Linked DNA regions of Mus musculus: region 2 is linked to region 1. A link is a loop called in an ENCODE intact Hi-C map of the cell type or tissue named here. Cell type or tissue: heart. All regions are shown on one strand. Links, peaks and the distances in the headings refer to the core of each region. The heading gives the core; the rest is flanking DNA.

Evidence for each region. Peaks named below come from ENCODE experiments on the same cell type or tissue, not always from the same donor. Only the 100,000 strongest peaks of a DNase experiment are listed, where the experiment ranks them.
Region 2: it touches region 1 in a loop (11-fold over the local background); 11 of 42 quality-filtered maps call a loop at or near these places.

What each region holds. Positions count from the first base shown.
Region 1 is chr6:67,800,150-67,816,822 of GRCm38, reverse strand. It overlaps Gm24911 (a small nucleolar RNA gene), which reads left to right and starts at 12,313; the gene lies at 12,313-12,448. It also overlaps Igk. In heart, for the core only: no CTCF peak of the experiment used is centred there; no DNase peak of the experiment used is centred there.
Region 2 is chr6:67,990,126-68,006,798 of GRCm38, reverse strand. It overlaps Igk. Among named protein-coding and RNA genes, the nearest start is that of Gm24911, 190 kb to the right of the region's middle. In heart, for the core only: no CTCF peak of the experiment used is centred there; no DNase peak of the experiment used is centred there.

The DNA of each region.
Region 1 (16,673 bases), core at 4,493-12,492:
AGAAGAATGCGAATTGATCCATTCTTATCTCCTTTACTAAGGTCAAGTCTAAATGGATCAAGGAACTCCACATAAAACAAGAAACACTGAAACTTATAGAGGAGAAAGTGGGGAAAAACCTCAAAGATATGGGCACAGGAAAAAATTTCCTGAAAAGAACAGCAATGGTTTGTGTTGTAAGATCGAGAATCTACAAAGGGGACATCATAAAATTACACAGCTTCTGTAAAGCAAAAGACACTGTCAATAAGATAAAAAGGCCTCCAACAGATTGGGAAAGAATCTTTACCAATCCTAAATCAGATAGGGGACTAATATCCAATATATATAAAGAACTCAAGAAGATTGACTCCAGAAAACCAAACAACCCCATTAAAAAATGGGGCACAGAGCTAAACAAAGAATTCTCAACTGAGGAATATAGAATGGCTTAAAAGCACCTGAAAAAAATGTTCAACATCCTTAATCATCAGGGAAATGCAAATCAAAACAACCCTGAGATTCTACCTCACACCAGTTAGAATGGCTAAGATCAAAAATTCATGTGACAGCAGATGCTGGCAAGGATGTGGAGAAAGAAGAACACTCCTCCATTGCTTGTGGGATTGCAATCTAGTACAACCACTCTGGAAATCAGTCTGGTGGTTCCTTAGAAAATTGGACATAGTACTACCAGAGGATCCAGCAATACCTCTCCTGGGCATATATCAAAAAGATGTTCCAACTAGTAATACGAACACATGCTCCATTATGTTCATAACAGCCTCATTTATAATAGCCAGAAGCTGGAAAGAACCCAGATGTTCCTCAACAGAGGAATGGATACAGAGAATGTGGTACATTTACACAATGGAGTACTACTCAGCTACTAAAAAGGATGAATTTATCAAATTCCTAGGCAAATGGATGGATCTGGAGGGTATCGTCCTGAGTGAGGTAACCCAAACACAAAAGAACTCACATCATATGCACTCATGATAAGTGGATAATAGCCCAGAAACTTGGAATACCCAAGATACAACTTGCAACACACATGAAACTCAAAAAGAAAGAAGAGCAAAGTGTGGACAATTCGCCCCTTCTTAAAATTGGGAACAAAAAAACCCAAGGAATGAGTTACAGAGACAAATTTTGGAGCTGATACGAAAGGATGGACCACCCAGACACTGCCCCACCCAGGGTCCATCCCATAATTAGCCACCAAACCCAGACACTATTGCATACACCAGCAAGATTTTGCTGAAGGGACCCTAATATAGCTGTCTCTTGTGAGGCTAAGCCAGTGCCTGGCAAACACAGAAGTGGATGCTCACAGTCAGCTATTGGATGGAACACAGGAGGAGCTAGTGAAAGTACTCAAGATGCTGAAGGGGTCTACAACCCTATAGGTGGAACAACAATATGAACTAACTAGTACCCCCAGAGCTCGTGTTTCTAGCTGCATTTTTAGCAGAAGATGGCCTAGCCGGCCATCATTGGGAAGAAAGGTCCCTTGGTCTTGCAAACTTTCTATGCCCCAGTACAGGGAAAATACCAAGGCCAAGAAGTGGGAGTGGGTGTGTAGGGGAAGGGGGTTGGGGGAGGGAATAGGGGACATTCAGGATAGCATTTGAAATGTAAATGAAGTAAAAAATTGGAGGAAAAAAAGTAAAATTCTTTGATTGGTACAAATTTGTAAAATTTGTGTAACTGCTTCATTTGGTTTTTGTCTGGTCTTAAAGGTATAAATATGCTCTGCATTCTTGGTTTTGATTAAAAAGTGTAACATTGGTAACAAAGTTAGCTTTAAATTGGTAACTCAGGGTTGAAGTCATCTTAAATAACAACAGGTGGCATATACCAGCCCAGAAAACTAGGCCTCTAGGGATACTTCTAATTGAGATAATATTTTATGTGATTCTTATCTTAGAAACTAGACTTACAAGAGATAAGATTTAAAACAATGTCTCTTTAATAAAACATTAAAATTTACACTGTTATGCATCCATGAATTGGCAGCCAAACTTTGTAACATGATAGTGACATTTCTAGTATTGATTTTAAGGATAATAAATTGTTTAAAATTGGAGCAAATATATATATATATATATATATAAAACATTAATATAATATATATTTATGTATTTATTTATATTTTAAATTTTATATATTTATGTATATAAATTAATATAATATATGATATATGATACTATATGATATATAATATATCATATAGTATATAATATAATATATACTATATTATATATATTCTAACGTTGCTTTAAATACTTAAAAATTATGGTTAAGAATTCCCAATGTTCCCTTGATTGCAGTTTCATCGCAAATTTAAGATTTTTTTTACTCACCCATATAACACCAACTTGAGAGGCACTAACATCTTAAACATATTTAAAAAATAAAAATAAACAAAAACAATAAAACAAGAAACAGCAAACACAAATTTTTCCCAAGAACCCACATATATGCATGAATAAACACCTCGTTATAGATTAACAAAATGTGAGCAAGCAAGGTAATTTTCTTAATCACGGGCAGCAATTTGAAGTTAAAAAGAAAGAATCAATTATTTTAGTATTTATCCTAAAAAGTAATGTTACAAAAAACATAAAGAATCACAAATTAAAACTTGTTTATAAAAAGCAATCAGTCAATCCTACTTTAAGTCCTCGGGGAGCACATCTACTCATTAACAATTCCTTATTAAATCATATCAGAAAGCTTAGGGCAAAAATGAATACAAGAAATTAATCATTACCTAAATCATCAGTCCGGCCTCAGTTAGTCATGTCAGCCAATGCGAGCTGAACTACTATCGTTGTTTACTAACCTCAAAATCTCCCTAATTCAACCATTAAGAGTATGTTTTTCTGACCTTCAGACTGCCTCTCAAGATTTTCATACTTCAATGACAACAGCAAAAATACCTTCATGTAACTTCACTAATAATTTAGATTTTCAAATTCTTTTTAAGGGTGGTGGTCATTGCTGACAATCTACATTTCCAAGGTCTTTCCTAGGGTAACGACTGGACCTTTTACCTGCTCTAGCAGCAATGCTTGAGAAAGATCATACACTATTATTGTGAGAGCAGATGATGCTGCCAGTGAGGGGCTGGAAGCCCCCTTAGGATCTTCACACAACCCAGAGATTAGGAAGAATGTTAAGATTGACAGAACCACAAGCAGAGCTATGCTCCATAAAATCATGACATCCTCTGGACACTTAGACCTAGGGATCTGCCTGTCTCAGGGACAAGCATCATGGGCATGACAACTGTTGGGCCACAGACCATGAGTCCTAAGGCTGTTTATTGTTCCTCTTGAACTTGCCTCTACAGTAAATGGAAATATCCTGTGTTTATTGTTTGCTTGTTTGTTTGTTTTGTTTTCGGGAAGCAGCCATTGATATTGCATTTGTCCTATTTTTATGTCTGCTTCTTAAAATCTGCTACTAAAATTCACCTTCTTGGGTGTTTCTGTTTGTGTACACATAAACTTGAACTTGTCCTAAGTGTGTCTAAGGAAACTTGGTAACAGTGCACATGTGAGAGTCAAAGTTAAAGAATCTGAGCTGAAATGTCAGCTTTACCACAGACAGAAAACTGGTTCACATTTTTTACCAGAAAAGAATAAAGATGTAACATTTTTAAGTTTGTCTGTCCTTATGGTGGAAAACAATTAAAATTTAAAATGAGCTTTACAGATTTCTTGGAGATCTTGCCTCCATGGTCAGCTGTAACTTTTCCTGTTGCTTTCAGTGGATTAGATTCCACTTCCCTTTAAGGGATCTGCAACCCTATAGGTAGAACAACATTATGAACTAACCAGTACCCCGGAGCTCTTGACTCTAGCTGCATATGTATCAAAAGATGGCCTAGTCGGCCATCACTGAAAAGAGAGGCCCATTGGACTTGCAAACTTTATATGCCCCAGTACAGGGGAACGCCAGGGCCAAAAAGGGGGAGTGGGTGGGTAGGGGAGTGGGGGTGGGTGGGTATGGGGGACTTTTGGTATAGCATTGGAAATGTAAATGAGCTAAATACCTAATAAAAATGGAAAAAAAAAAAAAAAAAGATTCCACTTCCCTTTCCCTTAGCCTCCCATGCCTCAGGAATGCAGTTTGCTCAGATGTCCAGGAGGTGGAGCCACAGTTCGTTTTGAGTGCCGCACTTTGCTTGAACATTTTATTTGTATCTTACAGTGATCATTCTTACTAGAACCATGCCATGCTTATATTCACGAGCTATAGAGTTGTTTAGATTCCAGAAAACCAAAATTTCTTTGTTGATGATCTAGATGAAAAACTAACAGGTGAATACTTTAAAGTGCTAGCTAGAACACACTGTTTAAATTACTGACTAGGTCACTGTGACAGAACCAGTTCAGTTCCCTACCATAACCCAGTAGAAGCATCAGTAACAACGGTCACAGCTAGCAACAGTTTGTTACAAACTTTGAAGCTAATCTGTGAGCTTAAAGGCTGATTTTATTGTCCATTTTAATATTTGTCTAAGGTAAATTGTCAGATGGTTTAACATCACTCTACACCATGAAGTCTCTCTAGCCATTTGGAGAGAAAATTTCAGGGTGTGTAGGGCAGAGGTAAATATAAAGTTTTTTTCTCTATTATTTTCTACCTTATTTGAGACAGGGTCTGTCACTGAACATGGAGCTCACTGGTTTGGCCAGACTGGCACATTCACATGAGTGCACACACTCCAATAGGTACATAAATACTATACACACACACAAACACACACAAACACACACACAAATAAAAAAGCAGTATTGTTGATGACTTAGATCTTTATGTGTATTCAAGCCATATTTTATTTCTAACTTTCCTGGAGCTGGAGAGATGGCTCAGTGGTTGAGAACATGTTCTGTTCTTGTAGAGGATTCCAAGTTCTCTTCCAAGCTCTGATATGCCAGTTCACAAATGTCTGAAACTTCAATTGGCAGAAATTTGATGCACTCATCTGGCCTTCTTGGGCACTGCACACACATGGTGCACATAGAGACCTACAGACAAAATACTCCTACACATCAAATTAAAAAAATTAAAAAGAATTGTGTGTGTGTGTGTGTGTGTGTGTGTGTGTGTGTGTGTTGATATCAGAAGTGACACATAGGTAATGAAGAAAAACAAACATATATTGACTAGAAATTTTTCTCCTATTTACTCAGAATTCTCTAAGTTCAATATTTTAAGTAAATTTCTATTAGATCTAGTTAAAAAAAAAACCACATTGTCTTGCTCTATGTTGGTGCTGACTAGAACCTATGCAAAAAGAAGGAGTAGGGATAGCAGTCCAAATACTTAACTTTCTTTGCTAAGAACTGAACAAAGACCTGCTTTCAAGTTGTCAGAACCCTCTGAAAAAGAGTTTCTCTGGGACAGTAATGTTAGCAGACAACAACTCTCAATGACCATCATGACCTTTAGGGACAGAGACTGCTGCTGCTCAAGTTCTTCTGGAAAGAACATGGGTCATGAAAGTCTTGTGTATTCTCTTTGTCTGGTAAGTATTGTTCTGTCTTAAGTGATACAGCTAATTCCTGGCATAGGAGTCGGGCGATGGTGGGAGAATGAGAGAGAGTTTTAAAAACCCAAAGATAAATTGTTGAATGAATCTAGAATAGATTTGGGTATCACTGCTTTTTATTCAGCTAATACCCAGTAATTTTCGTGTTCCATAATGCCAAACAAGCATGCTTTTGTTGTTCTGAAAATTAGAAACTAAAGTTGTTCCAATTGGTACTACGTAAATATAAAAATGAGCAAGTGCTTTGATAGAACTGATGTACAATAAATAGATCAAATATAGACAAAATTATGACTGGGAGATGGCTCAGACATTAAGAACACTGACTGCTTTTCTAGAGGTCCCGAGTTCAATTCCCAGCAAACACATAGTGACTCACAATCATCTCTAATAGGATCTGATGCCATCTTCTGGTGTATCTGAAGACAGTGACAGTGCACTCATACATAAAGTAAATGAATCTTTTTTAAAATAGACAAATTAATTTGTAGGTTTCAATGTTTGACTGTGGTGACATCTGAAGACAAAGTGGCTGACAGGGAGCCTCTGAAAGGCTTCTGAAGTCCTGAGCATGTTCTATTTCTTGACCTAGAGGATGGCTACATGGGGGATTCCAACCTGAAATGCCACATTCCAGGGACTCAGTGATACACTTGGTGCATATGATGTTCATTCAAAGGAAAATATTTAGTTAACAGTTTCCATTTTGCAACATGTTATGATATCAGGATGTATGTGACTTATGATGGTAAGATTGTTTACTTGGGTTTTTAATGATGAAAACAGGATAAAACTGTCCCTGAGGAAACCTGGTTTTGTTGTCTATCTGATTTTTTCGTGGCATTAATTTGAGTTGTGCCTTGGTCTTGAGTCTCTTAGTTAACAGACATGCATAGTCTAGTACACCTAACATGATTAGGTGCAGAGCTGGCCCTTTCACCAGCTCTTCTGCTTTGACACAGTCATGTGGTAGGATCATTGAGACCAGCAAGCCAATTTCTTGTTTGTGAAGTATATCAGTGATACGGCTGGCAACAGACACTATGTGCTACAAAACTACTGGTGCTCCTGAGTACACAGGTAAGCCAGAGTGGCTAATTTATTCTGAGTTTCTCAGAGACTGTTAAAAAAACATTCTGAGAGTCTTTTTGTTCCAACAGTGTGGGTTAAAAGTAAACAACACCAAACAGACTGGCAAAAGATCTTTACCAATGCTACATTAAATAGGAGGCTAATATTCAATATATACAAAGAACTCAAGCAGTTAGACTTCAGAGAAACAAATAACACTATTAAAAATGGGGAACAAAGCTAATCAGAGAATTCTCAACTGAGAAAACAATAAAGGCAGGGAAGCACATTAAGAAATGTTCAACGTCCTTAGTCATCAGGGAAATGCAAGTCAAAAGGACCCTAAGATTCCATGTCACACCAGTCAGAATGACTAAGATGAAAAACTCAGGTGTCAGCAGATGCTGCCAAGTATGTGGAGAAAGAGGAACACTCCTCCATTGCTGTTTTAATTGCAAGCTTGTACAACAACTCTGGATATCAGCCTGGGGTTTCCTTATAAAATTGGACATAGTTTTACCATCTATACCTCTCCTGTACATATACTCAGAAGATGTTCCAACATGTAATAAAGATACATGATCCACTATGTTCATAACAGGCATATTCATAATAAACAAAGGCTGGAAACAATGCAGAAGTCCCTCAACAGAGGAATGGATTCAGAAAATGTGGTATGTATATACAATGGAATGCTACACAGCTATTAAAAACAATGACTTCATGAACATTGCAGGCAAATGGAGGATCTAGAAAATATCATCCTGACTGAGGTAGCTCAGTTATAAAAGAACACACGTTGTATTACTCCCTGATAAGTGGATATTATGCCAAGAGCATGGAATACTTACAATTCAGCTCATGGGCCACATGAAGCTGAAGAGGAAGGAAGACCAAAGAGTGGATGCTTAAGTCCTGCTTAGAAGGGGGAACAAAGTAATCAAGGGACATAGAGTGTGGGGGAGATTTGGAAGGAAGAGAATGGGGGAAGAGGGGAAGAATCAGGTATGGGAGGAGATGGAGGAGATGTATGGACATCAAGAAATTGAACAGGGGTGTGTAGCATTTGGGGATGGGGGGATGGGGGTAGCAACCAGAAAGTCCCAGATGCTAGGAAAGCAAGAGCCTCTTTGGACCCAGTGGGGATGACATTAGCTGAAATACCCCACAAAGGAGAACGAGAATCTGTCAAGACCATATTCAGGGGTTAGGCATGGTCCTGAGGTTGATGGGTGGGGCCACCCACCCATCTCCAAAATTTTAACCCAGAATAACTCCTATCTAAAGGAAATACAGGGACAAAGAGTGGAGCAAAGAATGAAGGAAATGCCATCAAGAGATTACCCTACCTGCGCATCCATCCCACATGCAGATACCAAACACAGACACTATTGCAGATGCCAAGAAATGGTTGCTGACAGGAGCCAGATACAGCTGTCTACTGAGAGGTTCTGCCAGATCTTGACCAATATACATGCTGATGCTTTCAGCCAACATCTGACTGAGCACAGGTACCCCAATGGAGGACTTAGGGGAAGGATGAAGGAACTGAAGGGGTCTCATCTGACATCAATGGAATGGAAGGCCATTGGTCCTGTGAAGCTTGATGCTCCAGTGTAGAGGAATGCTAGGGGGATAAGGCAGCAATGGGTGGGTAGGTGAGGGAGCACCTTCATAGAATCAGGGTAAGAGGTATGGGATAGGGGGTTGCAGAGGGGAAACCAGGAAAGGGGATAACACTTGAAATGTAAATAAAGAAAATATCCAAGTTTTTTCTTTTATAAAAAGGTAATCTGTCCCAGTTCCTTCTTCAGCACTTGATTTCTGCCCCAATGAGCAACCATCCCATCACAGTGGACCATCCAAATCAGTGGAGTTTCTACACCAGTTTCTCCAATGAACTGCTGAGGAAAATAAGCTTGTGACCACACCCAAACATTGTTTTAACTGTAGCTTTTGTGCCATTATTGGCAGCCAAGGCAGCCAAACTAAGACCTACTTATGATAAATCAAAAGTAGAGAAGAATGGTAAGTTTCATACTTTGTGAGTCCTTACAGTGACTTAATTCATCTATTAAAATACAAATATCTTTGGTATTTGAAACAGAGACTCACTGTATAGTCCCAGGTTGCAATACTCTTATCTGTGCATCTTGAATGCTGGCATTACAGGTTGACAGAGACATGGAAATAAGTATTAGAAAAATGTGTGAGTTCATGTGGTTATAGATAGTGATTTTAATCAATATAAGAAGTGGGGTTTTAATATAACTTAAATAGAAACAGGATGAAATAACATTTGGAAAATACTGCTTACATTATTATTCAACTTTCAACTCCAATCGATAACATTTAGCTTTGATGGAAGGGATTTGGATCTATTGGTGTGATCTTTGATAAGCTGTTAAGATCCATTTTTAAAATTATTTGTTTATATATTTGGTGATCAGTATTAGGACATGCGGCATTGAAGATTTTGGGCTTGTTCTCTGTCCCTGAGCCAAAACCCTGGATATGTCTTCACTAAGGTGTTCTTTAAGCAGCAGACAGTAGATTGCTATTTTGAAGGACCCCTTACCTTTGCATAGGTGAAAAAGATATTTCTGTTGTATTTATAGTGCACTAAGTCCTTATAACAACAACTAATTATTGTTGTATATTAAAAATTTGTAGTGCTTAATAATAGATGGATATTCACTACTCCACTAGTACATACTTCAGTAATGTACCAGTAAATGCTTGTGTGCAACTGTCTATTTACATGAAAAGTAAGTCCTGCTGTAGGTCTCATCACAGACTCATCACATTTGTGTTATTATAATAGTACATCTGAGTATACCTGTACTCTTATATGCATGTAAGTTGAGAGAATATGCGTGATATCTCCTGCAAGAATGCAACTATGTACACTCCTTTACTTTATTTCCATGTGTGCTTTTGTACTAGTGAACCTGTGTGGACTGCTGTTCATGGACATACATGTGTACTTATTTACCAGAAGCATGTGTGTTCCTGTCTAGTACTTCCAAGAGTTGGTTTGCTATTTTGCCCATTTATCCTGCTATAGCACATACCTACATGGTTTTGTATATACAACACATGTGTATACACAGCACAACTGTGTATACATCTATAATAGGACATCCATGTGTAAAATTGTAGGAGTACATCCATAGTCATTACTATAATAGTAAATCTATGGTGGTTCTTTAGTACGTCCATGTGTTTTTCTGTACTATTATATGCAAATATACTGGCACAATCATGTGTACTCCTGTTCTCACATGTCAGTAAGCACTGCTCTACAATTGCATTCATGTGAAATGCTGTATGGGTAAATTCATGTGTAGTAATTTGTATGTATAAGTACATACAGACATGCCGATGTTCTTGAGCATGTCTTTGCTATAGTAGTACAGCCACACATGGGCCACACAGTTCACCCTTGTCCAATATAGTACTACTGTACTAGCACATTCACATATGCTGCCATACAAATACATCCCTGTTAAGTATTGTAGTTGCATATCAGTTCAAATTTGCTTCACTTACATATTACTGTATACTGTAGTTCCAATACTTCCATGTGCACTGCTTTAATACATAATGTGCACCATATGCACCTATGTGCCAATACATCTGTGTGCACACGTGTACTCCTACTGCCATGTGCACTACTACAAGGGCTTTCATGTATACATGGACATCCTTCTACTCCGCTCTTCATGCATGCCCATATGCTAGGTGACACTAGGACATCAGTGTGTCATGTTCTCCTTCTGCACCAGTGTATCCATGTTTCAAACTCTATGAAGACATCCATGTGCACATGTGCTACTTTACTAGTACAGCGATGAGCACTGATGTCCCAGAGCATGAATGTGCACTGCAATAGTAGTAAATCGATCATTACTTTATGATGGGAACAGGTGTCTATTCTCATCCAACTTGTCTGTACCATGAGCACAGAGGTCTGCAATATCTAGCTTGTCTGTGACTCTGTGCACAGGTTTCTAAACTGTTTCTGACTCTTTGGAGCACTAGACACAGATATGTGCAGCTTTTCTGATTAGTTATGTTTTAGTAATAACTTTCACGCATATTTCATGATTAGCTAGATCCTGGATGCAGCTGTTTTCTTTTATATATATTTTAATTAGGTGCACCTATGGAATTGTTATCTTTTGTTTTCATGATGATTTGTACACTTGGACAAAGGTCTTTGTGCTTTTCTGAATAGGATCCGGCTTTGCTCATCCTCTATGTTCTCTTCTGGATTTTGTTTTGTCTTATGTTAGCTGCACCCATGGATCAGATAACCATAGTTTGCCTGATTAGCTGCAGCTCAACACAAAATTTTCTCTCCTGTCCTGAATTAGCTGTGCCTTGACCACAGCAGGTTTGGTCTAAGCCCTAATTCTACACTTACTTATGACCTAAACTGTAAACAGAAATCCTACACTTAGCTTAACCTAAATCAAACAAAGTTAACCTTGAACTCCAAACCTTACTCCTATCCCTAACATTTTGTCTATCCATATCACTAGCAACAGTTATAACCCTACACTAAGTAAATGATTGACTATAACTGCAGTACTAATGTTAATACTAATTGTAACCCTAGCAACAATCATAGTCCTAACCCTTGCACTAACCAAAACCATTGCATAAACATACCCTTAACCCTAACACAAAAGAAACCTCTTTATCTGTTAGAAACATAACTTAAACCATCTTGCATAACTTGGAATAATGTGAGCTTGAGTTTGCACTGATAAAAGGTAACCTTCAGAAGCAAGTCCCAGGCAGTCCACCCAGCACTTCAGATTGGAGCCTAGTCTTGAACAGGATTGCTAATGAACCAATGCCCAGGTGAGGATGCTAATAATATTAGTATACAAATTCATAAACCATGTTGAAGGAAATTCAACATGGATATTTGAAAGTAATTACAATAAAACCTCTACATACACTAAGGATAGAAGAATCGCCCCTGTACATTACAAAGCATACAAATAAATAGACAATATATCTGTCTTCATACAATGAACTGCTTTATTTAAAAAATCGAATATATGTATTGTTTGCATGATCCTAAGAATATTATGTACATGTCTAGTACAATCAAAGAACAGAAGATGGTGTGAGAACTGATACTGAAATTAAAGATAGGTATGGGATGGTTAAGAGCACAGACTGCTCATCCTGAAGTCCTGAGTTCAGTTCCCAGCGACCATATGATAACTCACAACCATCTGTAATGGAATCACATTCCCTCTTCTGGTGTGTGTGTGTGTGTGTGTGTGTGTGTGTGTGTGTGTGTGTGAAGACACATAACTCATATATGCTAAATAAACAAATAATAAAAACATGTATAAGTCACCGTCTGAGGGATGAAAATCAAAACCATGTCCCTTTCAAGATAAACAAATGCTCTTATCCGCTAGGCTTTCTCTCCAGTCCCATAAATGAGATTTAATTGTGTATCATCTTCAGTTTGCTAATAAGCTCAATGTAATGCAAATAATATTCCTGAAAGAGTTTCAAAGAGTTGGCAAACTCAGTCTCGAATTTATAGAGACAGTCAAAAAACAGCATAACTAGGAAAACTGGAACCCTAGAAAGGTGGCATTATATCTTCTGACTTTATTATTCTCTTTTGTATGAAATTAGAGTGATCAGGACTGCCATGCACTCCTGCCTTCCAGAGGCATTGCAGGTGTGTATTTTGTGTCATACGAACTTCACTAGGAGGCAGAGAAGATGAAGGCTGTCTATGCTCAGCTAACTGTCCTGACCTATGAATGTCTGAATGATTAGTAGCCTAACATTCCCTGAAAGAAGTAAGCCTAAGAAGGCCTGTCTGTCATGAGGCAGTCAGTCTTCCAGGATGGGAAGCCAGAGACTGAAAGGATCCTGCCTATGATCAGGGCCATGGGCATGAGTGGGCCTAAGACAGACAATACTTTCAAGGGGATGCTCAGGTGGGCAAGGTGGGGAATGAGCCCAAGGTGACAACCAGACAAAAACCATGAGGCCTAGACAGGGAGCTGGCCTCTTAAAAACATTTTCTGTAGATTTTTGCTGTTCTTGAAGACCAGCCTTAGGCCATGATGATCTGGTAGGATGCATGGTATTATTTCAATCTTCTCGTATCTGTTGAGGTTTGTTTTGTGACCAATTATATGGTAATCCATTGAAGAGAGTGGGGTGTTGAATTCTCCCAGTATTATTGTGTATGGTGCAGTGTGTGCTTCGAGCTTTAGTAAAGTTTCTTTTATGAATGTGGGTGACACAGGGAAACTAACAGAAGCTATGAAACAAATGGATTTAACAGATATCTATAGAACATTTATCCTAAAACAAAAGGATATACCTTCTTCTCAGCACTTCATGGTACCCTCTCCAAAATTGATCATATGATTGGTCACAAAACAGGACTCAACAGATTCAAAAATATTGAAATAATCCCATGTATCCTATCAGATCACTACGGACTGAGGCTGGTCTTCAACAACAACATAAACAATAGAAAGCCCACATACATGTGGAAGCTGGACAACACTCTACTTAATGATAACTTATTCAAAGAAGAAATAAAGAAAGAAATTAAAGAGCTTATGGGATTTAATGAAATTAAAGCCAAAACATACCCAGTCTTATGGGACTCAATGAAAGCAGTGCTAAGAGGAAAACTCATAGCTCTGAGTGCCTCCAAAAAGAAATAGGAGAAAGCATACATTAGCAGCTTGACAGCACACCTGAAAGCTCTAAAACGAAAAGAAGAAAATACACCCAAGAAGAATAGACAGCAAAAAATAATCAAACGTGGGCCTGAAATCAACCAAGTAGAAACAAAAAGAACTATACAAAGTATCAACAAAACCAGGAACAGGTTCTTTGAGAAAATCAACAAGATAGATAAACCCTTATCCAGACTAACCAGAGGGCACAGAGACAGCATTCATATTAATAAAATCAGAAATAAAAATGGAGATAAAACAATGAAATATATCTTAAAATAGTTATTCATTTTGTTCAATATTAACAGTTGAAAGTATTAAAATCATGTTCTAAAGAGAGGTGCATTTGCACAGAGTATTTTCACTCTACTGTAGTTTTGTGTTTTTATATGCAAAATTCAGGATTTGAACATGAAAATGAGAATTAGTTACTGAAAATGACAAAATATTGGTGACCATTCAAAAAATATTCTTACTTCTAAACCAAAATTAAAAAGCTCTATTTTTGAATACTTCAATTTATGTAGCAAGTTGTATATGAACACAAGGAAGCAAGAAATTACAAAAAACAAAATGCACATGTAAACACAGGCATGAATGCATGCATAGGCACACACATATATGTGTATGTGTATATATATATATATATATATATATATATATATATATATGTGTATGTATGAACACATATGTGTACTTATGTACAGAGGAATACATACATTGAAAAGTAAGGTATATTTTGTAATTATAAGTATAAATCTTCAGGTCAGACAAAAACACTACAAAGAAAAAAATAACTCTCTGTAGAAAAATTAAAGGAAAACACATGAAGAACAAACCGAACTCTACATGAAATTATATATTCATATAATATGATAGAGTGTATAATTAATTAATTAAATAAAATGTTCCAAGAGAGTGGACGTGTAGAAAGAATGAGTTAAAATACATGTAAGTGTTTATTTACTGTAGCAAAAATAAGGATACGTAAAATCCATAATTAATCAAATAATAGCCTATAAGTAAAAATGTGCTAGCAGAGCCAGCCAGGATGCAAATGATGACAGATTTTGTGTGGTTTGCTGACTTAATCCCAGCTACATAAAAGGAAATATTAATTGTTTGGACCTCAAAATATTGAGTCAAAATTAGAATCCACCTAGTAGATATAATGATGAATTACAACCTAAAATACAATGCATAGAAATTATGTACTCAAATAGGGTCTTTTATTTAGAACTTAAAAGAAAAAATGAAATTCAAAATCAATCAAATCACAGTATTAACAATATAAAAAGTCTAACCTGAACATGGAAAAATATAGGATAATTCACTGAATAAGTTATACAGAAGAAACAGATTTTTTTTTTCAGTTTTATTTCTTTTTTTTTTCTTTTTTTAAAATATTTTTATTACATATTTTCCTCAATTACATTTCCAATGCTATCCCAAAAGTCCCCCATACCCTCCCCCCAACTCCCCTACCCACCCATTCCCACTTTTTGGCCCTGGAGTTCCCCTGTACTGGGGCATATAAAGTTTGCATGTCCAATGGGCCTCTCTTTCCAGTGATGGCCGACTAGGCCATCTTTTGATACATATGCAGCTAGAGTCAAGAGCTCTGGGGTAGTTAAACATCATAATTTGGTATAGAAAGTCTTTTTAAATCTATATAGGGAATGGCATAATTTATAATATAGTATAAGCATCCTGATTGGAAAGATCTAAGAGAAGTCAATAATCAGATGTTTTTATGGGACTATAAAGTAAAAACACTAAAAAGTACATCTACAAATGGTTCTACTACTAAAAGGATAATTATTATACAGTTGAAGTCTTAAAGTCTTGGGTACCTTTGCAGAGAAAGGAAAATTCATGTTCACACTGAAATTAGTAAAACAAATAAACAAACAAATGCTTGATAAGATTTCTTCCAGAAGTAGTTAGAACTAAGTGCGTAAATCTTCCTCATCTAGTAACAAGGATAACTTGGGATATTCAATACCAAGAATTTCTTTTGTAGGCAAAGAGAAACAAATTCTTCATGTAAATACCTTGGAACTGCTACAGAGTAAAATAGGCCAATAGGAAATTGTACATGTTGTATGAGCATTTTTTTTTTTTTTTTTTTTTAGTGCTTGCTATGAGTTGGGGAGAGGTGGTGACACCAGTGAGTTTTGTCATAGCAGTGCAGTTGAATACATAATTATGGTTCTGAAAACACAGACTATTTATTTGCCCCGAGGCAAATAAATGCAAATGAGCTCATGAATAATATGTATGTTCTTTCAATTTCCTCATTTATTTTATTATAAAAGCTATCAACTAAAGAGACGGTTATGAGCAAGGTGCAGAATTCCCTGCCTATGTTTGACAACGCCCTGTGCATGTATAACCATTTGAAAATAGAAAAATTAAAAGGCCTATTGAAGCAGTAACTGAGTTGCAATCTCTCTAGTAAAAAAAGCAAGAGCTATACCTCCCTCTACTGGAAGAATTTCAGGCCAATTCTCTAGCTCATTTTTGAAGACATCAGGAATGGAATAATTATAAAGCAATTTATGCTTATCAGAAGAGTCACACTAAAAATGTGTATACCTAATACCCAAACCTAAGATACCTGCAGAAATAAAATCATAACATTATTTAAATGGCATCAAATAGTAAGGATATTTTAGGTTTAGATTGGTTAAATTTGGTTTTGACATGAAATATCTTGGTTTCTCCATTTATGGTGATTTATATTTTTGAAGGGTAGAGTAACCTCAGCTGGCTTCTGTGGTATATTTGGATCTGTAAGACATCTGTTCAATATCTTTTGCCTTTTAGAGTCTTTGTTGAGAATTCTGGTGTTATTCCCAAGCATCTGTATTTATGTTACTTGGCATTTTCCGTGATAGTTTTACTATTCTTTCTTTGTTCTGTCATTTAGAGTTTTGATTATTGTGTAGTGAAAGTATTTATTTACTAGTCCAGTTTATTTGGTGTTCTGTATGCTTCTTGTATGTTTTTAGCCATCTCTTTTTCATGTTAGGGAAGTTTTCTTTTAAGAGTTTTTTAAAGATGATTTCTAGCCTTTGAACTGAGAATTTTCACCCTCTTCTATTCCTATTACTCTTACACTGGGAATCCTGAACAGCAGTAGCACCAAAATACTAACAGGCAACTTCATTTTGAGGAGGTAGTCTGAGGATACTGATCAGTCACTCCAAGGTGACAACTGAGCTTTCCCTAAAACTAAAATGTATGATTTTACCCTAGGGAGTAAAGGCAGACATTATTGATACAGTATGGATAGGAGGAAGAGTCATGCA
Region 2 (16,673 bases), core at 4,683-12,682, 190 kb before region 1:
CCACTCTATTGTTGAGAGACCCTCGTGAATACCAAGCTGCACCTCTGCTTCTTTGTTCTTTACTCTTTTTTATATTCACATTACATCTTGATGGAAGTACTCTCCTCTTCTTCAAGTGCTCCCCTCACATAGCCCCTCCCCCTTCTCTTCTTCTCTATGAAAAGAGAGACCCCTGGCCCCAGGTACCAACCCACTCTGGAACATCAAGTCACTGCAGGACTAATAGGCACATCTTCTCCTACTGAGGCCATACATGGCATCCCAGTTCGGGAGAACATTATACAAAGGCAGGCAAGAGAGTGAGGGACATCTCCCCTAAACTTATTGGCCCCCCATGAAGACAAAGCTGTACGTATTCTACATATGTGAGGGGGGCTCAGTCCAGCCCATGTATGCTCTTTAGATGGTGGTTCAGTCTCTGAGAGCTCCCAAGGGTAGTTGACTCTGTTATTCTTCCTGTGGGTCCCAAATACCTCCTAGACCCTCAATTCTTTCCCTAACTCTTTCACAAGACTCTTTGACCTCTGTCTAATGTTTACCTGTGATTCTCTTCATCATTTTCCTTCAATGTCTGGGTGGAGCCTCTCAGAGGATAGCTATGTTAGACTCCTGTCTGAAAGCATAACAGTATCATTAGTAGTGTCAGGGTTAATTCTTTCCCATGGGATATGTCTCAAGTTGGGCCAAAGAGTAGTTGGTCATTCCCTCAGACTGTACTCTTTGTTCCTGTATTTGTTGTAGGCAGGACAAATTTGTGGTAGAAGTTTTTGTAGGTCCTCTACAGGGAGTCCCACATGGATAAAGGGGTGGCCTCTTCAAGCTCCATATCGTTTACTGCTCAGAGTTTCATCTAATGTCATCCTCATAGATTCCTTGGAGCCTCCCCTAGCTTAAGTCTCTGACTTATCCCAGAGATGCCCCATACCTGTTGACTGCTAGTTTCCATGCACTCTACTGTTCCTCTACTCCAGGCTCTCCCTATACCTGACAGCCCCACCCCACTCCACCCCACCACCATTCCGCTCTCCAATCCCTCTTCTGCCAACTTCCTTCCCTCTATCCAACTCTCATGAATGGTTTATTTGCCATTCTGAGTCAGATTATAGCATCCTTCCTTGGGCTCTCCTTGTTAATTAGCTTATTTGGGTCTATGGATTATAGTCTGGATATCCTGGACTTTCTGGCTAACATCAGCTCATATGTGAGCACATAACATTCATGCCCTTATGGGTCTGGGTTACCACACTCAGGATGATGTTTTCTAGTTCCATCCACTTGTCTGCAAATTTTGTGATGTTCTTGATTTTTAATAGATCAGTAGTATTCTGTTGTGTAAATGTCCCACATTTTCTTTAGTCATTCTTCTGTGGAGGGACATCTGGATTGTTTCTAGGGTGAGGGATATCTGGGTTGTTTTCAGCATCTGATTATTGCAAGTAAAACTACTATGAACATAGTTGAGCAAATGCCTTCGTAGTATGGCTGCACATCTTTTGGGCATACGCCCAGGGTCTTGAGGTAGAACTATTCCCAATTTTCTTAGAAACCAACAAGTTGATTTTCAGAGTGTTTGTACAAATTTAAACTCCCATCACCAATGGTGGGGTGTTTTCTTAGCTCCATATCTTCATATGCTGTTCCTTGAGGTTTTTTTTTTTTTTTAATCTTACCAATTATGATGGGTGTAAGGTGGAATCACAGTTACTTTGATTTGCATTTCCCCGATGACTAAGGATGTTCACCATTTCTTTAAATGTTTCTCAACCATTAGAGAATCCTCTGTTCAGAAATATGTGTTTAACTCTGACCAGAATTTTAATTGAGCTATCTGGTTTGTTGATATCTAATTCTTGGCTTTATATTATTTGGATATATATTGTGATATTACATTAAAGATTATTACACTATGTTGGAGAAAATCATTTCCCATTTTGCAGTAGGTATCAGTGCCAACAGCTTCTTTGGTAGGGGTGAAACTTTGTGTTTACCTCCCCTTCTCTATGAAAGAATTTTGTATAGTATGAATTTGTACAGGTTTGTGTGAGCTATCACAGTTTTTGTGAGGTTGTATGTATATCAGCTGTGTTGTAACTGGGTGGTGCTATTTCTTTGTAGATACATCCTGCCACATCTGGCTTTTATTATATTTCTGCCTCAAGAGGGAAGTTTAACAACTAAGTTTTACTGCTGCATGAATACAAAATACTGATGAGACTACTAAACCTCTAATATATATTAATAACAAAAATCTTATAAAGGTGACATATGGGTTTGACAGTGGCATGAAGACTTCATGATTAATCATCTGTCCCCAAGTCTGACAACCTGAATTTGTCCACTGAAACACACACACACACACACACACACACACACACACACACACACACTCACACTCACTCACATTTATACCACCAAAATTAAAGTAACAGGAATTAACAATCATTGGTCATTAATATCTCTTAACATCAGTGGACTCAATTCCCCAATTTAAATCTCTCTCTCACACACACACACACACACACACACACACACACACACACACACACACAAGCTAATGAATGGATGCAAAAACAGGATCCATTCTTATATGCAGCAGGATCATACTAGAGGAATAGGACCACAGTCAGGCAGGTTCAGGGAGAACCCCCACGCCAATTATTGTGGACCACATAAGATTAAAAACATTTTCTTCTTCTTCTCTTTTTAAATTTTGGTTTGTTTGCTTGTTTGTTTGTTTGTTTCTCTGTGTACCCTGACTGTCCTGGAACTCACTATGTAGACCAGGCTGGCCTCAAACTCACAAAGATACACCTGCCTCTGACTCCAGAACACTAGGATTGAACATGTATACCACCAGAACCTGGCTAAAATACTACTTTCAATCCTCTTTCACATATATCTTGTGCTCTCCAAGACAACTCTTTTTTTTTTTTAATTTTGTTTTTTGAGACAGGGTTTCTCTGTATATCCTGGCTGTCCTGGAACTCACTTTATAGACCAGGCTGTCCTCGAACCCAGAAATCTGCCTGCCTCTGCCTCCTGAGTGCTGGGATTAAAGGCGTGCACCACCACACCCAGCATCAAAACAACTCTTTACAGACCTTGCATGAGCAATTCTCAACTTCATATGGAAAATTAAAAACCAAACCAAACCAAACCAAACAAACAAACAAACAAACAAACAAAAAGGATAGCAAAAAACAATTGAGAACAATAAAAGAACTTCTACAGGTATCATAATCCCTGAATTTGAGCTGTCATGATTCTAATAAAAACCATGGCTTTCTCCTGAGAGGCTCTGCCAGGGCCTGATAAATACAGAGGTGTATGCTTGTAGGTATCCATTGGACTGAGCATGGGGTCCCCAGTGTAGGTGTTAGAGAAAGGACTGAAGGAGATGCAGGGTTTGGAACCCTATTGGAAGAACAATGATATCAACCAACCTGACCTCCCAAAGCTCCCAGGGATTAAGCCACCAACCAAAGAGTACACATGGAGAGACCCATGGCTCCAACAACATATGTAGCAGAGGATAGATGGCCTTGATGGACATCAATGGGAGGAGAGGCCCTTGGTCCAGTGAAGGCTGAATGAACCAGTTTATGGGAATTCCAAGGTGGGGAGGCAAGAGTGGGTGGGTGGGGGAACACTCTCATAGAAGCAGGGGGAGAGGGGATGGGATAGGGAGTTTCCAGGGGGTGGGGGTGGGAAAGTAGATAACACTTAAAATGTACATAAAGAAAATATCCAATTAGAAAAAAGAAACAGGCAGGTTGATCAATGTAATCAAATCAAAGAACCAGAAATAAACCCACATACCTATGGGCAGTTGCTTTTTGACAAAGAAACCATAATCATACAATGAAAAAATAAAGCATCTTCAACAAATGGTGCTGGTGTAACTGAATGTCTGTATGTGTAAGAATGCAAATAGATACATATCTATCATCTTGTACAAAATTAAGTCCAAATGGGTCAAAGACCTCAACCAGATACATTAAAATTAATAGAAAAAAATGAAGAATAACCTTAATTGCATAGGTACAGGAGACTATGGCACCATGATGTATGCAATCATATAGATGAAACTAGAAAATATCCTGTGCGAGGTTTCCCAGACCTAGAAAGACACACATGGTATTTATTTAGTTATAAGTGGCTATTAGCCAGAAAGTACAGGTCAGTCATGCTATAATTCACAGACCAAAAGAATCTAAATATCAAGGAGGACCCATGGGAAGATCATTCAGGAAGGGAAATAAAATAGACATTGGAGGTGGGTGGAGGGAGGGAACTGGGTAGGAAAGGGGTGGAGATAAGGTGTTTGGAAAGTAGAAGAGGTAGATGGCTTGGAGGGAGAACTGAAATTAGTATGGAGCCATTTTGGGGACAAGCCTGAGACCTGGGAATTGGAAGGTTGCTGGAAGTCTATGGAGGTTGCTCTAGCTGAGGCTCCTACCAGTAAGAGATATTGAGCCTGAAGTGGCCACCCCCTGTAAGCAGGCAGGATTTCCAGTGGAGGCACTGGGAAACCAAACCATGCACAAAACCTAAGACCTAAAATTTATTCTATCTATAAGATATGTGGGAATAAAGATGGAAAAGAGATTGTGCAAATGGCCAATGGGATTGGATCAGCTCAAGACCCACCCCATGGGTGGGAGGCAGCCCCCTCACACTATTATTGATAATCTGCAATGTTTAAAGGCAGGAATCTAGAATAACTGTCTTCTGAGAGGCTTCATTCAACAGCTGATAGAAACAGTGCAGAGAACAACAGCCAAACAATAGGTGGAGCTTGGGTGTCTTTTAAAAGTGGGGCAAAGGACTGAGGGAGCCAGAGCAGTCAAGAACACTACAAGATGACATATAGAGTAAAATAACCTCGCCTCAGGTGGGCTCACAGAGCCTGAACGAACAACCAAATACCATGCATGAGCTGAACCTAGGCCCCCTACACATATGTAGCAGATGTGCAGATTGGGCTTTCCATGGTCACATTTAATAAAACCTACCCTGTTATCTGATTTATCTTTTCCTGGAAACAAATTCACTTTAAAAACCTTTTTTTCCAATAAAGTTTTGAAGTGTATCCAATGAAGTTTTGAAGAGTAATTCTGATGATCACATTAAATTTACATATTTGATTTTTTTTTAATTTCTCGAAAATTGAGAAAATGGGCTCATTTACATTACCATGTTGTGGTTTAAATTTTTCAAAGTTTATTGTTTTTTGTAACTTTTTAAAAACTATAGTATCAAAAACAATTAAATTGAGGTAATTCACTGGACAGTTGTACCTAGTGATGTGGCAGCCCCATACTGAAGAGGCATACTTGCTTTGAGAAAGCAGAAGCAGGGACTGTAGGGTGTAGAAGGTAGGAGGAACTTAAGAAATTTGTGGTCTCTTCTTGATTCAAAAACTTGTTAATAAAATAATTTAAAAACAGACTTGGAATACAGCTCATTAAAATTATTGTGTCACTCGCTGAAACCAGACCTCCACCATCATGACTCACATGCTTCCCTTCCAGGGAAGGGTCTTTCCCAGTTGGTACTACTCTACTGTCTTAGTGCTCCTACAGCTCTGAAAATGACATCTGAGAAGATGAAGAAACAATTTACAAACAGGGGAAGAAAGGCCTGACTACCTCCTAAATAGGTGTGATCCTGAGGCACTTATGTAGTGTGGTACATGGCTGTTATGTGACAGGTAATAAAATATTGATAATCCTTAAGTCCAATGTCACTGATGTCCCTGAGGACCTACCATGTGATTAAGAAAGCAGGCTCTGTCCACAAGGAACTTGAGAGGAACAAACTGGATAAGAATGCTAAATTCTGCTTTAGTCTCATGAAGAACAGAATTCACCAGGTGGCTCACTTCTATAATAAGCTATGGAAGTAGTTCCATCCAGTTGGAAATAGGAGTCATCCACAGCTTTGGTTCAAGTTTCATAAACTATCTCATATACACAAAAAATAAAAATATATAAAGTGCTAAGTAAAAAAAAAACATATAGAGTTTAAAAATTAAACAATACTATAAGCAAACTATACATGTCAGAAGTGACAGAAGAGAAATAGGGAAGAGAGAGAAAGAAAGCAAGACCTTTCCGTTAATCACAGAGGTCATCAAGCAGCTACCAGCAAAAGGAAGCAGGGAATTTTGAGCAACACTGAGAAAAAAATCACAGAGTAAATGGAAGAATTCTTAGAAGAGAGGGGGGGAAAAAAGAAGATAGGAAAAAAGAATTTTCTCACCAGTACTGAAAAGCTAATAGGCTCTCCATTGGAGACTTTGAAGGAGATTGCTGTCTTGAGGAAAACATATTGTCCCATTAAGAAGAAGTCCCCCCACTTCTGTTTTCTCCTTGTTCATCTCTGAGGCTCTTATCAACCATGTAGAATATATGCAGTCTCCGAACAAGGTGAGGCTGGCTCAGTCTTAGTATTTGAACTGAGGAACCACTGGAAGTCAAGGCAAGATTACCACTGTACTTTGATGTCATATTAGAATGTGTGTATCTCCTTAGGGAAAAAATATACAATTTACAGACATATTCAGCTGTTTGAGGAAAGCCAAGCAAATGTAAGGTCCACCACTGTGAACAAAATGATGGAAAAAAATGCCCTCTTGTTTTCTCTCTTGGATAAAAGGACATCAGTATGAAAATCTGGATTTATTATGCAGGTACTGGGTGCACAAGGCCATGATTTTTTAAAATGTGTCAGAGATTCATGTATTAGACTATCCTGAAATCCTACAGAAAATCTTGAATTCTGCCTTAATCTACAGAACTACAAAACACCCATGTCTTCTCATATTGATATTTGAGGGATTTTATTCACCAAAGCGTGCACTAAAGCTTAAGAAGGTTCAGTACTTGTTGCTCCCATGACAACCAACAATTCAGGGATATGATCAACAGATCATATTATAAGCAAGTCATTCTCCTCTCTCTCCTCTCTCTTTCCTCTCCTCCTCCTCCTCCTCCTCCTCCTCCTCCTCCTCCTCCTCCTCCTCCTCCTCCTCCTCCTCCTCCTCCTCCTCTTCTTCTTCTTCTTCTTCTTCTTCTTCTTCTTCTTCTTCTTCTTTCTCTCTCTCTCTCTCTCTCTCTCTCTCTCTCTCTCTCTCTCTCTCATACTTTGGGTTTTTTTACACATGGCTTCCATGTGTAGCCCTAGAGGTTCTGAAACTCACACTGCAGACCAGGTTGACCTTAAAATCAGAGATCCTCCTGACTCTGCCTTTGCCTCCAGAGTTCTGGGACTAAGGGCACATTATACACACACACAGACACACACACACACGCGCACGCGTGTCTGTGTGTGTGTGTGTGTGTGTGTGTGTGTGTGTGTGTGTACGTATGAAATGTTAGGATGTTAGGATTTAGCAACTCCTTTATAGCAACTTTCCCACTCTTCTGGATAATATCTGGTGCTACAGGAACATTGCAAATGGGAGCTTTCTGTTGCCTGTATGTAGAGTCCAGTCCTCTTGGTGGGCTGCCCTGTCTAGCCTCAGCAGTAGAAGATGTACCTAGCCCTGCAGAGACTTGATGTGCTAGGGTTGACAGATACCCAGTGGGGCCTCCACCCACTCAGAGGGTAACGTAGTGATGCAGATGGGAGAGGGATGGACTGGTAGCAGTGGCAACAACCAGAAGATAAAATTAATAAATTAATTGTTTAATGGGAAAAATAGGAATTCTCCCACTATCATGTATACTGACAGGTGTGCACCTTATAGCGACATTCAAAATATGATTTCTCACCAGGGTAATGAGAGAACAAAAAAGGGTGCTAGATTTAAGTTTTTGTCCACCTGGGAATTAGAAATACTATCTGAAGGCTCATGGTGTAAACTTCTACAAACCCTTAAACTATAACGAAACAGATTTCTCTTCTGTCCTGTGGGTTCTGATTCCTTGCAGAGATTCTCCCTTCATGCTGCCTGTCTCTGGTGCTAGGAAATAAACTCTCACTGCAGCACCCCTTGACGCTATTTTCCTCCATTTATCTATCCACAGTATGTATTAATACCTCTTGTCAGCGCCCGACTCGCCAGCAAGAACGACGCCACAATAGGATCCTTCTGCACACGTTTATTGGGAGAGCTCAATTACAGAGGCGAAAAGACCCCGAGCCAAGAAATGGCGCTGCTTATATAGGCCTAGGAGTGACGTGTCCATACCTGATTGGTTATGCTATCAGTACCTCATTAATATGTGTCGGGCCAGGCAGTGACTCGGCAAAAAACTCTTATGCACATGCACACATTGGTTGTATACCCATAATCATGGGTGGTGGCCAGTGGTAGCCAGTGCCATCTTGTAATGGCGTTTGTGGCTTCCCACAACCCCTTATAACGAATATCTATGTCCTCAGTTATTCTTTCTGTTTCCTTTAAAACTATGATATCACATCCAAAACCTAACAGTTTGTTACTCTGGAAAGTTTCACTTTTAATTTGTGTCATATACATACATATGATTATGTTTCTATATAGGCTTTAATAAACACAAATGAAAGAAACCTTGTTATAGTTGGTTTCTCATTCCAATATCTACATAATTAAATTAATATAATTATCTTCAGTTGTTTCCAATTTCCTGAAAATACCATTACTTCATTTCTTTGATATTTAAAAACTATTTATATAGATATAAAGAAAAATAAAATTATAAAATGTCCAGGGAAATGGATGTAATTGTAAAGGATTATATTGTAAAGGTAAACTTAGAGATGTATGTTTAATTTTGAGTAGTTGTGGAATCCAGAAAACTAGGAAGGGTCCATTGAGGTAAGGAAGGGAGAAAAGATCCTGTAGAGCACAGGTGATATGAAAGAAAGAAAAATATGGATATTAATGGTTTTTGTGGAGATGGATTTGAGGATGAGGCTAGAAGGGAGTTGGAGGAGGGAAAATTAACTGTAAGGACATGGTAAAGAGCCATAACATAGCCTATTATAATTCAATGCAATCCCCATAAAAATCCAATTCTCAAATTCATCTGGAAAGGAAAAAACCAAAGGGGGGAAAAAAACCCAAACAAACAAACAAACAAACAAACAAAAAACCAAACAAACAAAAAACCAAACAAACAAAAAACAGAGTAGAGAAAACAATTCTTAACAATAAAAGAACAGCTTGGGGAATCACCATTCTAACCTCAAGCTTTACTACAGAGTGATAGTGATAAAAACTGCCTAGTATTGGTACAGAGACAGTTATGTTGATCAATGGAATAGAATTGAAGACCTAGAAATAAAACCACACACTTATAGTCACTTGATCTTTGACAAAGACACCAAAAATATACAATGGAAAAAAGAAGACATCTTCAATAAATGGTGCTGATATATTTCATTTATTTTCTTATGAATAGAAAGAGGTTAAGTGGGTTTTCCCTGCATAGAGCAATATACTCATTGCCAAAGCTGTAGATTGCAAACTAAAAAGCCTTCTACCAAGTTTGTGATACCTCCCATCAAGATGTTGATCAGAGAGATACAGTGGAGATGCCCCAAAACCATATGGGTGATAGATATTGTTCTTAGTTGCTGTAATGGTTTGAATGAGAATTATGTGAATACATGGTCTTTGGTTGCTGTCACCATAGGTATTGGAAGTGTAGTCTTACTAGAAGTATGTGGGCAAAAAATGATGTAAGCTTGGAGATTTCAACACTATGAACCATTACATTTTTGTCATTTACTATTTGTTGTTGATATGAGCTTTAAGGTGCTGCTCCAGCCACCATACCTTCTCTCTAACTTTCTCAGAGCTTCTCTTCTGGTTGTCATATTTCTCACAAGTGTAGTGTGAAAAGTAAGACAGTTTCCCACAAGGATTTATGGTAAGATGCTATTTCTAGAGACACTAGACACATTTGTTAAGAAAAATGTAGAGAAATAAGTCATTATTGATCAGGGAGCAGGAACCCCCTGATGGCTAGTTTTCAGAATACAAAAAGGTGATATGTGAGCAGCCAAGAGGGCAAAAACTACCCAATTTTTACCCAACTGTGAAGCTTGTAAACTACAATAATGACCTTAAATGTAATCTTTGATCATGTGACCAAAAGTAGCATGAAAGTTATGGGTTATACAACAGCTATTTAAAATTGGGTTTAAACTGTCAATAAGATAAAAAGGCCACCAACAGATTGGGAAAGGATCTTTACCAATCCTAAATTCGATAGAGGACTAATATGCAATATATATACAAAGAACTCAAGAATCTAGACTCCAGAAAATCAAATAACCCCGTTAAAAATGGGGCACAAACTAAACAAAGAATTCTCAACTAAAGAATACCGAATGTCTGAGAAGCACCTGAAAAAAAAAATGTTCAATATCCTTAATTATCAGGGAAATGCAAATCAAAACAACCCTGAAATTCCACCTCACAGTAGTCAGAATGACTAAGATCAAAAATTCAAGTAACAACAGATGCTAGTGAGGATGTGGTAAAAGAGAAACAATCCTCCATTGCTGGTGGGATTGCAAGCTGGCACAACCACTCTGGAAATCAGTCAGGCAGTTCCTCAGAAAATTGGACATAGTACAACAGGAAGATCCAGCAATACCTCTCCTGGGCATATATACAGAAGATGTTCCATCTTGTAATAAGGACGCATGCTCCACAATGTTCATAGCATCTTTATTTATAAAAGCCAGAAGCAGGAAAGAACCTTGATGTCCCTCAACAGAGGAATGGATACAGAAAATTTGGTACATTTACACAATGGAGTACTACTCAGTTATAAAAAACAATGAAATTATGAAATTCTTAGGCAAATGGATGGATCTGGAGGACATAATCCTGAGTGAGGTAACCCAAACACAAAAGAACACACATGATATGCACTCACTGATAAGTAGATATTAGCCCAGAAACTTAGAGTACCCAAGATACAAGTTGCAAAACACATGAAACTCAAAAAGTAGGAAGACCAAAGTATGGATACTTCGTTCCTTCTTAGATTGGGAACAAAATACTCACAGAAGGAGTTACAGAGATAAAGTTTGGAGCTGAGACAGAAGGAAGGACCATCCAGAGACTGCCCCACCCTGGTATTCATTCCATAAACAACCACCAATCCCAGACACTATTGCATATGCCAGCAAGATTTTGCTGATAGGACCTTGATATAACTGTCTCTTGTGAGGCTTTGCCAGTTCCTGGCAAATACAAAAAATAGATGCTCATAGTCATCTATTGGATGGAACACATGGCCTCGAATGGAGGAGCTAGAGAAAGTACCCAAGGAGCTAAAGGTGTCTGCAACCCTATAGGAGGAACAACAATATGAACTAACCAGTACCCCCAGAGTTTGTGTCTCTAGCTGCATATGTAGCAGAAGATGGCCTAGTTGGTCATCATTGGGAGAAGAGGCCCTTGGTCTTGCAAAGATTATATGCCCCAGTACAGGGGAATGTCAGGGCCAGGAAGCATGAATGGGTGGGTTGGGGAGCAGGGCGGGGTGGGGAGGTACAGGGAACTTTCAGGATAACATTTGAAAGGTAAATGAAAAAAATATCTAATAAAAACTGTTTTTGGAAAAAAATAATATTGGGCTTAAGGTCTGCCTTATAGGAAAAACCAAATACATGAATACCAGTACCATGCAGTTTTTATCACAATTGCTCTGTAGTACAGCTTTAGGTAAGGCATGGTGATTCCACCAGACTTTCTTTATCCTTTAGCAGAGTTTTTGCCATCCTAGGTTTTTTGTTACTTCAGATGAATTTGCAGATGTTGCTTTCTAATTCACTGAGTTGGAATTTTGATGGGGATTTCATTGAATCTGTAGATTGCTTTTGGCAAGATAGCCATTGTTACTATATTTGTCCTGCCGATCCATGAGCATGGGAGATCTTTCCATCTTCTGAGATGTTCGTTAATTTCATTCTTCATAGACTTGAAATTCTTATCATATAGATTTTTCACTTCCTTAGTTAGAGTCAGGCCAAGGTGTTTTTTGTTTTTTATTTTTTAAAATATTTTTTATTATTACATATTTTCCTCAATTACATTTAGAATGCTATCCCAAAAGTCCACCATACCCCCCCGCCCCGCACTTCCCTACCCATCCATTCCCATTTTTTGGCCCTGGCATTCCCCTGTACTGGGGCATATAAAGTTTGCAAGTTCGATGGGCCTCTCTTTCCAGTGATGGCCGACTAGGCCATCTTTTGATACATATGCAGCTAGAGTCAAGAGCTCCGGGGTACTGGTTAGTTCATAATGTTGTTGCACCTACAGGGTTGAAGATCTCTTTAGCTCCTTGGATACTTTCTCTAGCTCCTCCATTGGGGGCCCTGTGCTCCATTAAATAGCTGACTGTGAGCATCCACTTCTGTGTTTGCTAGGCCCCGGCCTAGTCTCACAAGAGACAGCTATATCAGGGTCCTTTCAGCCAACGCTTGCTAGTGTATGCAATGGTGTCATCCTTTAGAGGCTACTTATGGGATTGATCCCTGGATATGGCAGTCTCTAGATGGTCCATCCTTTTGTCTCAGCTCCAAGCTTTGTCTTACAGAGGCCAAGGTGTTTTATATTATTTGTGACTATTGAGAAGGGTGTTGTTTCCCTAGTTTCTTTCTCAGCCTGTTTATTCTTTGTGTACAGAAAGGCCATTGACTTGTTTGAGTTAATTTGGTATCCAGCTAATTCATTGAAGCTGTTTATCAGGTTTAAGAGTTCTCTGGTGGAATTTTTAGGGTCACTTATATATACTATTATATCATCTCGAAAAAGTGATATTTTGAGTTCTTCCTTTCCAATTTGTATCCCCTTGATCTCCTTTTGTTGTCGAATTGCTCTGGCTAGGACTTCAAGTACAATGCTGAATAGGTAGGGAGAAAGTGGGCAGCGTTGTCTAGTCCCTGATTTTAGTGGGATTGCTTCCAGCTTCTCACTATTTACTTTGATATTGGCTACTGGTTTGCTGTAGATGGCTTTTATCATGTTTAGGTATGGGCCTTGAATTCCTGATCTTTCCAAGACTTTTATCATGAATGGGTGTTGTATTTTGCCAAATGCTTTCTCCGCATCTAACGAGATGATCACATGGTTTTTGTCTTTGAGTTTGTTTATATACTGGATTATGTTGATGGATTTCTATATATTGAACCACCCCTGCATCCCTGAGATAAAAACTACTTGGTCAGGATGGATGATTGTATTGATGTGTTCTTGGATTCCGTTAGTGAGAACTTTATTGAGGATTTTTGCATCGATATTCATAAGGGTAATTAGTCTGAAGGTCTCTATCTTTGTTGGGTCTTTTGTGGTTTATATATCAGAGTAATTGTGGCTTCATAGAATGAGTTGAGTAGAGTACCTTCTGCTTCTATTTTGTGGAATAGTTTCTGAAGAACTGGGATTAGATCTTCTTTGAAGGTCTGATAGAACTCTGCACTAAACCCATCTGGTTCTGGGCTTTTTTTGGCTGGGAGACTATTAATGACTGCTTCTATTTCTTTAGGGGATATGGGACTGTTTAGATCATTAACCTGATCTTAATTTAATTTTGTTACCTGGTATCTGTCTAGAAACTTGTCTATTTCATCCAGGTTCTCCAGTTTTGTTGAGTATAGCCTTTCGTAGAAGGATCTGTTGGTGTTTTGGATTTCTTCAGGATCTGTTGTTATGTCTCTGTTTTCATTTCTGATTTTGTTAATTAGGATGCTTTCCCTGTGTCCTCTAGTGAGTCTGGCTAAGGGTTTATCTATCTTGTTGATTTTCTCAAAGAACCAGCTCCTCATTTGGTTTATTCTCTGAATAGTTCTTCTTGTTTCACTTGGTTGATTTCGCCCCTGAGTTTGATTATTTCCTTCCTTCTACTCCTCTTGGGTGAATTTGCTTCCTTTGGTTCTAGAGCTTTTAGGTGTGTTGTCAAGCTGCTAGTGTGTGCTCTCTCTAGTTTCTTTTTGGAGGCACTCAGAGCTATGAGTTTTTCTCTTAGAAATGCTTTCATTGTGTCCCATAAGTTTGGGTATGTTGTGGCTTCATTTTCATTAAACTCTAAAAAGTCCTTAATTTCTTTCTTCATTCCTTCCTTGACCAAGGTATCATTAAGAAGAGTGTTGTTCAGTTTCCACGTGAATGTTGACTTTCTATTATTTATTTTGTTATTGAAGATCAGCCTTAGTCATTGGTGATCTGATAGGATGCTTGGGACAATTTCAATATTTTTGTATCTGATGAGGCTTGTTTTGTGACCAATTATGTGGTCAATTTTGGAGAAGGTACCATGAGGTGCTGAGAAGAAAGTATATCCTTTTGTTTTAGGATAAAATGTTCTGTAATATCTGTTAGATTTATTTGTTTCATCACTTCTGTTAGTTTCACTGTGTCCCTGTTTAGTTTCTGTTTCCATGATCTGTCCATTGGTGAAAGTGGTGTGTTGAAGTCTCCCAAAAGAGCTTTACTAAAGTTTCTTTAATGAATGTGGCTGCCCTTGTATTTGGAGCATAAATATTCAGAATTGATAGTTCCTCTTGGAGGATTTTACCTTTGATGAGTATAAAGTGCCACTCCTTGTCTTTATTGATGACTTTGGTTTGAACGTTGATTTTATTAGATATTAGAATACCTACTCCAGCTTGTTTCTTCAGACCATTTGCTTGGAAAATTGTTTTCCAGCCTTTCATTCTGAGGTAGTGTCTGTCTTTTTCCCTGAGATGTGTTTCCTGTAAGCAGCAAACTGTTGGGTTCTGTTTATGTAGCCAGTCTGTTTGTCTATGTCCTTTTATTGGGGAGTTGAGTCCATTGATATTAAGAGATATTAAGGAAAAATAATTGTTGCTTCCTATTATTTTTGTTGTTAAAGTTGGCATTCTGTTCTCGTGGCTGTCTTCTTTTAGGTTTGTGGAGGATTACCTTTTTGCTTTTTCTAAGATGTGGTTTCCGTCCTTGTATTGTTTTTTTTTTTCTGTCATTATCCTTTGAAGAGCGGGATTCCTGGAAAGATAATGTGTGAATTTGGTTCTGTAGTGGAATAATTTTGTTTCTCCATCTAAGGTAATTGAAAGTTTGGCTGGGTATAGTAGCCTGGGCTGGTATTTGTGATCTCTTAGTGTCTGTATAACATCTATTCAGGATCTTCTGGCTTTCATAGTCTCTGGTGAAAAATCTCGTGTAATTCTGATATGTTTGCCTTTATATGTTACTTGATCTTTTTCCCTTACTGCTTTTAATATTCTATCTTTATTTAGTGCATTTGTTGTTCTGATTATTATGTGTCGGGAGGAATTTATTTTCTGGTCCATTCTATTTGGAGTTCTTTAGGCTTCTTGTATGTTCATGGGCATGTCTTTCTTTAGGTTTGGGAAGTTTCCTTCTATAATTTTGTTGAAGATATTTGCTGGCCCTTTAAGTTGAAAATCTTCATTCTCATCTACTCCTATTATCCGTAGGTTTGGACTTCTCATTGTGTCCTGAATTTCCTGGATGTTTTGAGTTAGGATCTTTTTGCATTTTGCATTTTCTTTGATTGTTGTGCGATGTTCTCTATGGAATCTTCTGCACCAGAGATTCTCTCTTCCATCTCTTGTATTCTGTTGCTGATGCTCACATCTATGGTTCCAGATTTCTTTCCTAAGGTTTCTATCTCCAGCGTTGCCTCACTTTGGGTTTTCTTTATTGTGTCTACTTCCCTTTTTAGGTCTTGGATGGTTATATTCAATTCCATCACCTGTTTTCCTACAATTCTTTAAGGGATTTTTGTGCTTCCTCTTTAAGGTCTTCTACCTGTTTAGCAGTGTTTTCCTGTATTTCTTTAAGTGAGTTATTAATGTTCTTCTTGATGCCCTCTACCATCATCATGAGATATGCTTTTAAATCCAGGTCTAGCTTTTCGAGTGTTGGGGTGCCCTGGACTGGGCGAGGTGGGAGGGCTGGGTTCTGATGATGGTGAGTGGTCTTGGTTTCTGTTAGTAAGATTCTCACGTTTGCCTTTCGACATCTGGTAATCTCTGGAGTTAGTTGTTATAGTTGTCTCTGGTTAGAGATTGTTCCTCTCGTGATTCTGTTAGCCTCTATCAGTAGACCTGGGAGACTAGATCTCTCCTCTGAGTTTCAGTGGTCAGAGCACTCTCTGCAGGCAAGCTCTCCTCGTATAGGGAAGGTACACAGATATCTGGCATTTGGACCTCCCTCCAGGCCGAAGATGAATGCCCAAAACAGGTTAAGCTAAGTGTAGGATTTCTGTTTACAGTTTAGGTCATAAGTAAGTGTAGAATTAGGTCTTAGACCAAACCTGCTGTGGTCAAGGCACAGCTAATTTAGTACAGAAGACAAGATTTTGTGTTGAGCTGCAGCTAATCAGGAAAACTATAGTTATCTGATCCATGGGTGCAGCTAACATAAGACAAAACAAAATCCAGAAGAGAACATAGAGGATGAGCAAGCTGCATCCTATTCAGGAAAGCACAAAGACCTTTTTCCAAGTGTACAAATGATCATGAAAACAAAAGATAACAATTCCATAAGTGCACCTAATTAAAATATATATTAAAAGGAAAACAGCTGAATCCAGGATCTAGCTCATCATGAAAATATGCAAAACTTGTAACTAAAACATAACTAATCAGAAAAGTTGCAAATATCTGTGTCTAGTGCTCCAAGGGGTCAGAAACAGTTTAGAGACCTGTGCACT